Linked DNA regions of Homo sapiens: region 1 is linked to region 2. Evidence: read pairs that join two places in POLR2A ChIA-PET (ENCODE). Cell type or tissue: GM12878. All regions are shown on one strand. Links, peaks and the distances in the headings refer to the core of each region. The heading gives the core; the rest is flanking DNA.

Region 1 (5,375 bases), core at 267-5,266, 770 kb after region 2:
ACCCAGGGGGTGGAGGTTGCAGTGAGCCGAGAACACGCCACTGCATCCCAGCGAGCGAGACTCCATCTCAAAAAAAAAAAAAAAAAAGAATAGGGTAGCTGGTATGTGCATGTAGCAGAACTTCTGTGAACAACTTTGATGAGTACTATGCTATTAACATTTACTATTATGATGATTTTAAATCCTATAACTCTGTCATCCAAGCGTCCATTATTAAAAGATCCATTATTAAAAGCCACAGCTGAATAATGTATCTGAAAATCAATAACTTCACAACAGAAATCAGATTTGATTAACACCATGAGAGGTTGGGCATGGTGGCTCATGCCTGTAATCCCAGCACTTTGGGAGGCTGAGATGGGGGGATCACTTGAGGTCAGGAGTTTGAGACCAGCCTGGCCAACATGGCAAAATCCTGTCTCTCCTAAAAATGCCAAAAATTTGATGGGCATGGTGGTGTACACCTGTAATCCCAACTACTTGCTGAGGCACAAGAATTACATAAATTCAGGAGGTGGAGGTTGCAGCGAGACAAGATCACATCACTGCACTCCCGTCTGGGCAACAGAGCGAGATTCCATCTCAAAAAAAAAAAAGGAATACAACTGGGGTGCAGAACTAAGATCTTTGTCTCTGAACTTCAAATATAAAATGTTTGTGGGGGATGAGATGACATATGAACTTCCCAAAATCTAACCTGAACATTAGTCTTTCTTTATTTTTAATTTTTATTTTTGAGATGGAGTCTCGCTCTGTCACCCAGGCTGGAGTGCAGTAGCGCGATCTTGGCTTACTGCAACCTCCACCTCCCAGGTTCAAGTGATTCTCCTGCCTCAGCCTCCTGAGTAGCTGGAACTATAGGCGCGTGCCACCACACTCAGCTAATTTTTTATGTTTTTAGTATAGACAGGGTTTCATGGTATTAGCCAGGATGGTCTCGATCTCCTGACCTCATGATCCACTTGCCTCGGCCTCCCAAAGTGCTGGGATCACAGGTGTGAGCCACCATGCCCGGCCATGTTAGTCTTTCTTATAAGGTATACAGTCATTGATCACACGAGATATTCAGCTTAAAATATTAAACATTTTCTTTCCATAGAAGTGGTATTAACATTAATTTAAATGGACTCTGATTATAGCTCATCTTCTGGAAATTTAACTTTTTCTCTTTAAAAAAAATATATTTTAATATAAAAATAGAAGAAACCTGGGGAACATGGTGAAACCCCAGCTCTATAAGAAATACAAAAAACTGTCAGACACAGTGGCTCACGCCTGGAATCCCAGCACTTTGAGAAGCCAAGGCAGGTGGATCACGAGGCCAAAAGATAGAGACCATCCTGGCCAACGTGGTGAAACCCCGTCTCTACTAAAAATACAAAATTCAGCTGGGCATGGTGGCGCGCACCTGTAGTCCCAGCTACTCAGGAGGCTGAGGCAGGAGAATCACTTGAGCCTGGGAGGTGGAGGCTACAGTGAGCTGAGATTGCGCCACAGCACTCCAGCCTGGTGACAGAACAAGACTCTGTCTCAAAATAATAATAATAATAATAATAATAATAATAACAATAATAATAATAATACAAAAAGTAAATTATCTGGGTTTGGTGGCACATGCCTGTAGTCCCAGCTACTAGGGAGGCTGAGGTGGGAGGATCGCTTGAACTCAGGAGATCAAGGCTGCAGTGAGCTGTGATCACACCACTGTACTCCAGCCTGGGCGACAGAGTGAGACCCTGTCTCATAAATAAATAAATAAATAAATAAAACAGAGACGGGTTCTCCCTATGTTGTCCAGACTGGTCTCAAACTCTTGGGCTCAAGTAATCCTCCCACTTTGGCCTCACAAAGTGTTAGGATTACAGGCGTGAGCCTTGTTTCTGGCCTGGAAACTTAATTTTAACAATAAGAGGAAAGAAAATGAAGTTGGCTCTTCTGCTTCTGTAAAGGCTCTAGGATTTTTTTTTTTTTTTTTTTTTTTACCAGTTTTCTCCTTATAAAATATTTTACTTTAGATACAGTAGAAAGCACTTTTTAATGCATACAAAGTAATTTCATAGTTTCTGTGGCTTACTATGAAAAGAAAACAAGTTCCCAAGCTTTGAGCATGTCTTTGAGCTAGCAGTGATCAAGCAGCTGCTGCAAATCAGTGAGGAAAAGGGGACTGACTAGTGAGACCTTCCCCAAGGGGATGAAATCACTTACTTGGCAGACACACCCTAAGGTAACCCCCAGTGAGTCATGTCCTTATATAATCCTTTTTCCTTGAGTTCAGGAAGTACCTGTGACTTGCAATGTGCCAAAGGTGATGGTATCATCTCTGCCATGGTTATGTTGTTATCTAAGACTCCACCTTAGATGACTAGAGAGTCACCCACTGGCACCAGCTGCCATGTCATGACAGCTGGTGGCAGGAACTGCAGGCAGCCTCTAAAGCTGAGAGCAGCCTCAACTGACAGCCAGGAAGAAAGCAGGGACCTTTGTGCTTCAACTGCAGGAAGTGAATTCTTCCATCAACCATGCGACACTGGGAGAGAACCCCATGCTCTGGATAGGAACATAGCCCAGCCAACACCTTGACTGCAGCCCTGTGAGACCCTAAGCAGAGGACCTAGCTAAGCTGTGCCCAGAATCCTGACCCAAGGAAACTGTGAGATAATAAATATCTGCTGTTTTAAGCTGCTAGGCTTGCGGTGATTTCTTATAAAGCAATAGAGAGTTGATAATGAGATAGACTGGAAGCCAGAGAATGGGGACCGTTGGGAGAAAAATGGGGTTGGTGCTGGTATGTCTAACAAGTATATGACACGTTATGGCTGGGTGCCGTGGCTCATGCCCGTAATCCCAGCACTTTGGGAGGCTGAAGCGGGCGGATCACCTGAGGTCAGGAGTTCAAAACCAGCCTGGCCACCAGCCTGGCCATCATGGTGAAACCCCGTCTGTACTAAAAATACAAAAATTAGCCAGGCATGGTGGCACATGCTTGTAATTCCAGCTACCTGGGAGGCTGAGGCATGACAATCACTTGAAACCAGGAGGTGAAGGTTGCAGTGAGCCAAGATCGCGCCACTGAACTCCAGGCTGGGTGACACAGCAAGACTCTGTCTCAAAACAAACAAACAAACAAAAAACACAAGTATATGACATATTCTACCAAATCCACATATCTGAATTTTTTTGTTTGTTTTTGAGACAGAGTCTTGCTCTGTTGCCCAGGCTGGAATGCAGTGGCATGATCTCAGCTCACTGCAACCTCTGTCTCCTAGGTTCAAGCGATTCTTGTGCCTCAGCCTCCCAAGTAGCTGGGATTACAGGTATACGCCACCACTCCTGGCTAATTTTTATATTTTTAGTAAAGGCGGGGTTTCATCACGTTGGCCAGACTGGTCTAGAACTCCTGACTTCAAGTGATCCACCCACCTCGGCCTCCCAAAGTGCTGGGATTATAGGCGTCAGCCACTGCGCCTGGCCACATATCTGAGTTTTTTAAAATGCTAATGTTTATGAGAAAAATTCGAAAAAAAGGAAGAACAGTAAATCTTTTAAATTGACTTCCAAGGAGTCTTCTAACCTAAACAAAAACAAAAAAAGCCCAAAACCAAAATTCTGAATATCATTTTTAAACCAATATTCAAAATCTATAGCAAAACAATTGAGAGTCATATAGAAAATGCCAGAAAGTGAAAGCATAGAGCTTTATCCCCCTTCAACCTCATTTATTCAATATTTATGGGACAAACATTTATTGTGGAAGTACCATATGCTGGTCCTTGTATAAGGGCTAAGGAACATGAAAATGAATAAAAACATAATCCACATTCTGGTATCTACCAACAGTATGTTTTAGCTGATAATTTTAGCTATAATTTACTTTCCCAAATTATAGAACAATCTGTTTTCCTCATCAAGGTATCATTTTAAATTACTTGGGAATTTCATTTAAAGATATATTCAGAGATTTCAGTCCCTATGGAATAGAATACTACTTGAAAAAGTCTTCCTGAAAGCAACAATGATTCTAACACCTTAACCAAGGATAGATCGATTATCCTTGATTATTCTCAGTTCTAGAAGGATTATTTTAGCTGACAAAAGCAGTCAGCAATATTATACATCTCCTGGAGACAAACCTAGGTACAAACAAAAATTTAGAACTTATGTTCCCTGCTCTTAAGAAGTAAAACTGCAGGCCGGGCGCGGTGGCTCACGCCTGTAATCCCAGCACTTTGGGAAGCCGAGGCGGGCAGATCACTTGAGGTCAGGAGATTGAGGCCAGCCTGACCAATATGGTGAAACCTCGTCTCTACCAAAAATGCAAAAATGAGCCAGGCTGTGGTGACCAGCGCCTGTAATCCCAGCTACTCAGGAGGCTATGACAGGAGAATCGCTTGAGCCTGGGAGGCGGAGGTTGTGGTGAGCCAAGATCGTGCCACTGCACTCCAGTCTAGGCAAGTGAGACCCTGTCTCAAAAAAAAAAAAAAGGAAAGAAAACTGAACTCCCACCTGGGCAACAGAGTGAGACTCCGTCTCAAAAACAAAACAAAACAAAACAGAACAAAACAAACCAGGACAAATACCTTAGAAAGGTCAGAATACTTTGCAAAGTACTTACACTGTACAAGTCTGGAACAAACCGCGTGCTCACTCCTTACCTGGCAAGGAGTTCAAGGCCATGCTTGGTCGGACAGCAGCTGAGGCAGGCAGTCACCCCCGAGTCTCCCTTCCAAGGTCACGCCCACCACTCATGCCCGATGGGACCACAATGCATGCCTTCATGCTCCACGCCTGCCTTGCATGCATGCTTGCACCAAGCCTACAATGCCGCATCCACTTTCTTTGCCTAGGCAAAGCCTCAAGTCCAGATCTTGGCCATCTCCTCAAGGCTCCTTGTCCCCCGCCTGACTTCACCTAGACTCCAGAGTCATGCACTCTGATTGCCCATGCTCTACAAGCTCTAGTCTTGCTGAAGGGCTAACTCCTCATTGCCCTCTCTGGTCCCCGTGTCACCGCACTCTCCAATGTCTGCCTCTCCAAATAATGAATCTCCTTTCAGAACTCACTGCTGCATTCCCAAGCCCAGCACCAGACCTGGCACAAAATACATGTTTATTGAGTAGATGACATTTAATTTGCGAGAATGTACTTTTAAAAGTGTCCTGTAAAGCCCGAGCCTGACTGTCTGATCTCCCACGGCACCCAATCAGCTGGGCTCCTCTGAGCAGGAAGCGATGTCAGATTTAAGTGAGTTTTGTAGGATCCCTGGGAAAAGCAGAGACAGGTGGCAGGCAGTACAGCCTCAGAGTTCAATAGAGCATGCCCAAATCTCCATCCAACTACCCTCCAGTTATCTGGCCACTTGATTCCTTATCTAGAAA
Region 2 (5,375 bases), core at 250-5,249:
GTAACTGCAAGACTGTTTTCCAGTGTGTAGCCACTTTCCATACCAACCCTACCTGAACTGGTTTTGCGCAGTTGGTTTTCCCTTAATGTGTGTTGAAAGACAGTGTGTCCCCACCGGGATGGGAAAGTGGCAGCAGGGGTGACTCCCTGCACTCAGAGCTGGTTCAGATAACACTCCTTTTCTTGTTTATGAAATGAAACTGATATTTATCAAAGCCCTTGAGATCCTGGGATGAAAAGCGCTGACACAGTATTGCCAAGTGTCCTTAAGATACAGGGACAGTTTTCGAGCATCTGACCTTTTCCTGGGCCCTTCTCTGCTGCCACTTCTCCTGCTCCCAGGACAGTGAAGGTAATTTCAGAAGTCCTTTGCATAATAGCTGGTGTTACAAGCCTTTTGGTCTGCCTGGTTGGAATATTTCCTCTTGACTGTAGCTTCTGCCCTGGATCCTCCAAACGGGAACTAGAGTGAAACTCTTAAGAGTTGGAAATACTGCTCAGTATTAAGAAGGAACAAACTATTGATACCTGCAACAACATGGATGTGTCTCATAATAATTACTTTTTTGTATGTGTCATTCATCATATGATTTAATTCATAAAAAAATTCTAGAAATTGCCAGCTAGCCTGCAGCAATAGAAAGCAGACCAGTGGTGGCTGGACAGAAAGGTGGGAAAGGGGAGGCAGGTGACAAAGGGCACAGGAAACTTGGGGGTAATGGACGTTTTTATTATCGTGATTGTAGTGATAGTTTTATGGGTGTTTAAGTACATTGATGTATGTCAGTTTCTAAAATGGCACACTAAACATTTGCAGCTTATGGTATGTCAGTTATGCCTCAATGAAACTGGAAAGAAAAGTCAGGGAGATACCACTATCCACCCATTTTTTTTTTTTTTTTTTTTTGGAGACGGAGTCTCGCTCTGTTGCCTAGGCTGGAGTGCAGTGGCACAATCTTGGCTCACTGCAACCTCCACCTCCTGGGTTCAAGCGATTCTCCTGCCCTAGCCTCTCGAGTAGCTGGGACTACAGGTGTGTGCTACCATGCCCGGCTAATTTTTTGTATTTTTATAGAGGCAGGGTTTCACCATGTTAGTCAGGATGGTCTTGATCTCCTGACCTCGTGTTCCGCCCTCCTCTACCTCCTAAAGTGCTGGGATTACAGCCGTGAGCCACTGCGCCCAGCCTGCCATACTTTTTTTAAAAGGCTGAAAGTGCTACTTGGGTTTTTTGTTTTTGTTTTAAGGCAAAGTCTCATTCTGTCACCCAGGCTGTAGTGCAGTGGCGTTATCATGGGTCACTGCAGCCTCGACCTCCTGGGCTCAAGCGATCCTTCCACCTCAGCCTCCCAAGTAGCTGGGACTACAGGTGTGTGCCACCACGTCTGGCTGATTTTTCTTTTTTTGTAGAGATGGGGTTTTGCCATGTTACCCAGGCTGGTCTTGAACTCCTGGGCTCAAGAGATCCTCTCACCTCAGGCCTCCCAAGTGTTGGAATTACAGAGTGAGCCATTGAGCCTGGCAAAAGTGCTGCCTGGAACTCTCATGCCATACACCTACCTGTGACCTAGCAGAGATGAAGGTGTGTGTACGCAGGGCTGCGCCAAATGCTGACAGCATCTCTTCATGAGAACCCCAAACCGGAAGCAGCCCCAGTGGCCATCAGCAGATGAATGGGTAAACAAAGCAGTGTGTACATCCAGTGGGAAAAATGTGTGCCTATTGGTTTGAGTTGCTTTTCTTAGCTCACCTGAAAGTATGAGGTCTGTGGGTAGGTACAGACCTTTTAGGCAGCAACACGCATGTTTTTGTGCAGGTGCTCTGGGTGACCTTGTAGATAGATGCTGCTTGGTACTGGTCCCACTTTGTTCCTTCATCCTCAGGTCAGGTCTGCACTGCCTGTTCCGTCTCCACTCCTGGTAGCCTGTGGGAGTCACAGCTGAATAGTCATCTCGTACTGGGATTTTACTCTGAGTGCATGAGTTGTTTCCCTAGGAAAAACATGCTGTCTTTCTGGATCGTAAGGGACAACTAGCTAAAGCTCCTAGCCGACCTGTCGTCCAGCCCTCACTCTCCTCCTGCCAGACTTCTCTGTATTGCCTCCACTTCTCTGAGTGTGTAAACCTGGGCTCACTTTTCCTTTTGAAGTGGTAAAATACTCAGGATAGAAAGTTGCTACTTTGTCTTCAAAGCCATTGTCCTGACCTATCCTTGACTGTCCAGGTGAACACACCATCTTCTGCTGAGCCCTGAGATTATGACCAAGGCGGGGTGAGTTCCATACAGTCTTGGGTTCCGAAAAGTGGTGAGTTTAAAATCTGCACATGTAGCTGGGCACGATGGCCCATGCCTGTAATCCCAGTACTTTGGGAGGCTGAGGCAGGCAGATCATTTGAGCTCAGGAGTTTGAGACCAGCCTGGGCAAAATGTCCATGATCGCACCACTGCACTCCAGCCTGGGTGACAGAGTGAGACCTTGTCTTAATAAAAAGAAGAAAATCCAGGCCGGGCTTGGTGGCTCACGCCTGTAATCTCAGCACTTTGAGAGGCAGAGGCAGGTGAATCACCGGAGGTCAGGAGTTCCAGACCAGCTTGACCAACATGGAGAAATCCTGTCTCTACTAAAAATACAAAATTAGCTGGGTATAGTGGCACATGCCTGTAATCCCAGTTACTTGGGAGGCTGAGGCAGGAGAATCGCTTGAACCCGGGAGGTGGAGGTTGCGGTGAGCTGAGATTGTGCCATTGCACTCCAGCCTGGGCAACAAGAGCAAAACTCCATCTTAAAAAAAAAAAATGCTCATGACTTCATTTTGGCTTTTTGAATCCTCTGGTAGCCCAGGTGTGGTTTTAGGGTGCCAGAACATTGGAGATAAGATGCCGTTTACCTGGAGGAGTGTTGGCAAGTGTTTGGTCAGCACTTACCCCTTAGTAGACTTACTGAGTGTGTTTTCAAATTGTTAGGAGTTTCCCAGTGATTATGTGAAAGTGACCTGAGCTGACACTTTACAGTTAGTGGTGAATACACGAAACAATTTCTATTTTTATCACAATTAATTACCCGGATTCAGGATGACGGGGTGGGGGATTATGACTAATACTATACCAGGACTAACTAAAAAAAGAGTTCCCTCTCAGCCTAGCTACCACCACCACAAAAGCTTACCACCATCAGCTACCACCACATTTCTCTCATTGCTTGATTGAAGTCTGATGACCTACCAGGGAACCCCCTTCTTTTCTTTTTAGACGGAGTCTCGCACTGTCGCCCAGGCTGGAGTGCAGTGGCGCGATCTTGGCTCACTACAACCTCTGCCTCCCGGGTTTAAGTGATTTTCCTGCCTCAGCCTCCCGAGTAGCTGGGATTACAGGTGCGCACCACCATGCCCAACTAATTTTTTTGTATTTTTAGTAGAGACGGGGTTTCACCATGTTGGCCAGGCTGGTCTGGAGCTCCTGACCTCAGGTGATCTGCCCACCTTGGCCTTCCAAGGTGCTGAGATTACAGGCATGAGCCACCACACCTGGCCCCTTTAAGTATAGAACTTAGTGCTGTTTTAGTAAATTTACGGAATTGGGCAGCCACCACAGCAGTGCCTTGCTGTCTCTGATTTCTCTTTCGCTCCTTTCCGCTCCCTCCCCACCACCCCTTGTCAGACCCTGTGCTCATGCCCAAGGTCACCCGTTAGGGAGGTGTGTCCACCGCCTCAGACTGAGCCCTGCCCTGGGGAGGTCAGAAACATGGCCAAGCCCTGGCCCCATGCTCCCCCGCCTTTAAGCCCCGTGTCTGTTAACTTTTGCACCCTCTGCGAGCTGCTGGGCAACCTCTTCAGCCTGGCCCTGGACTTCAGCCATCCCCTGCTGTTTTCTTACTTCCTGGCCTTGCTGTGCTTGTGGGACTGAGGGCAGTGAGGCCAGCAGAGGGAGAGTGAAGCCTTTGACCCCCGCGGTTGCACTGTTAGAAGACAGCACATGCCGCCTGGCCAGGGTGCTGTGAGGGCCCCAGGAGTAGGAGTGGGCTCCCCTGCTAAGGGAAAGCCTGTGGGAATGGCGCCTCTGGAGTTGTTCAGAAGCTGTACCTGCCAGGCAGAGGGGTGGGCACAGCACTTTGCCTAGAAGGAGGGAGGGTGGATGTGGGGCCAGTGGGGCCAGGGCAGGGGCTGGGCTGTGTCCTGGAGCCTTTAGGAGCTGCTGGGGTGCCTTGACCAAGGCTGGGAGGAGGGCTCTGAGATGGCAGTGGCGGGGGTTAGGGGAGGGGCTGTGGTGTTGGAGGTTGGGCATTGTGGCCCAGGTTGGACCCCGAATGGATGGAGGGGCCACAGGGCAGTGGAGACGGAGGACACCGGGATCAGGGCTGTGTGTGTACATGTGTGTATGCATGAGTAAGTGTGTAAGTGTGTGTGCCTGTGGGAACTGCCAGGGTACCGGCTGCCCCCTCCCAGTCCTCACAGGGAGCCACAGACTTAAAAAGCAGCTCCAGCTCCTGCCTGTGGTCTCATCAGGGTCCATAATTCCCCAGGCTGAGCCGGGGCTCTCTCCGCTGGGGAGGCACCGTCCTGAGGGCCTTGTGAGAGGGAGAGGCCTCCCCAGAGCGGCTGCAAGGAAGCTAAAGGGCACATGCTGGGCAGCAGCTCACAACTGAGGGGCAGTTTGTGCTTGTCATGGTGGTGAGAGTGCTTTCATGGTGGTCGGGATAGTCTAGCTTGGCAGAGAAGGGCCGTGACACCCAGCTGTGCTCTGTGGCATTCAGGGCCGAGGGGCCTGGCTGGAGGGGCTGGTGGGAGGAGTGGGTCCGGGCCCTGGCACCAGTGCTGTTCGGGGCTCCGGAGGGTTCATGGCCTTGAGCTCTCCTTGCTGGAGCACATACCTATGAGAGCAAAGTTCTGCTTTCTCTGATACATGGAGGGCTGCTGGGTCCTGGAGTCTGGTGGCTGGCAGCAGGTCCTTGTGCCTTTTTCTGTGTTGGTCGAATAGCAGCTTAAGAGCCGGGTAACCCAGCCGGGCTTCTCAGGTCCCGTGGGCCTTTGCCAGGATGGTGTCTAGATGTGTAAAGGTGGCTCGTTGGGCTCTAGAGAGCCCTTGTGACAGTGAGCATGGCATCTTCCTGAAGCATCAGCTCCTTGCAGAGCGAGTGCAGGCTCCTGGCGGCCCTGGGAGAGGGGGTTGCAGATCCCAGGCAGAGGTGTTTGGTCAGAGCTGCGCTGCCTGCACCGTCCTCACCTCTTTTTCAGTACGGGGATCCATGCGCATAGCTTGCAGCCCTGCTGCATCCTCCGTGTAGAAACGTCTACGATGAATTCTCTAACATACAAGAGCTGGTGAGCCCTGTGCCTCCGTCTCCCTGATGAGACAGTTGTGAAGGTTTTCTTCTCCCTG

The links. Peaks named below come from ENCODE experiments on the same cell type or tissue, not always from the same donor. Only the 100,000 strongest peaks of a DNase experiment are listed, where the experiment ranks them.
Region 1: POLR2A ChIA-PET joins it to region 2 with 5 read pairs; 1 of 35 experiments calls an interaction of 5 or more read pairs at or near these places.

What each region holds. Positions count from the first base shown.
Region 1 is chr19:19,603,883-19,609,257 of GRCh38, forward strand. All of the region lies in intron 1 of PBX4 (PBX homeobox 4), which reads right to left. Among named protein-coding and RNA genes, the nearest start is that of PBX4, 12 kb to the right of the region's middle. In GM12878, for the core only: no CTCF peak of the experiment used is centred there; no DNase peak of the experiment used is centred there; H3K27ac peaks cover 482 bases.
Region 2 is chr19:18,835,865-18,841,239 of GRCh38, forward strand. All of the region lies in intron 1 of UPF1 (UPF1 RNA helicase and ATPase), which reads left to right. Among named protein-coding and RNA genes, the nearest start is that of UPF1, 6.6 kb to the left of the region's middle. In GM12878, for the core only: no CTCF peak of the experiment used is centred there; a DNase peak (open chromatin) is centred at 3,107; H3K4me3 peaks cover 1,385 bases; H3K27ac peaks cover 2,490 bases.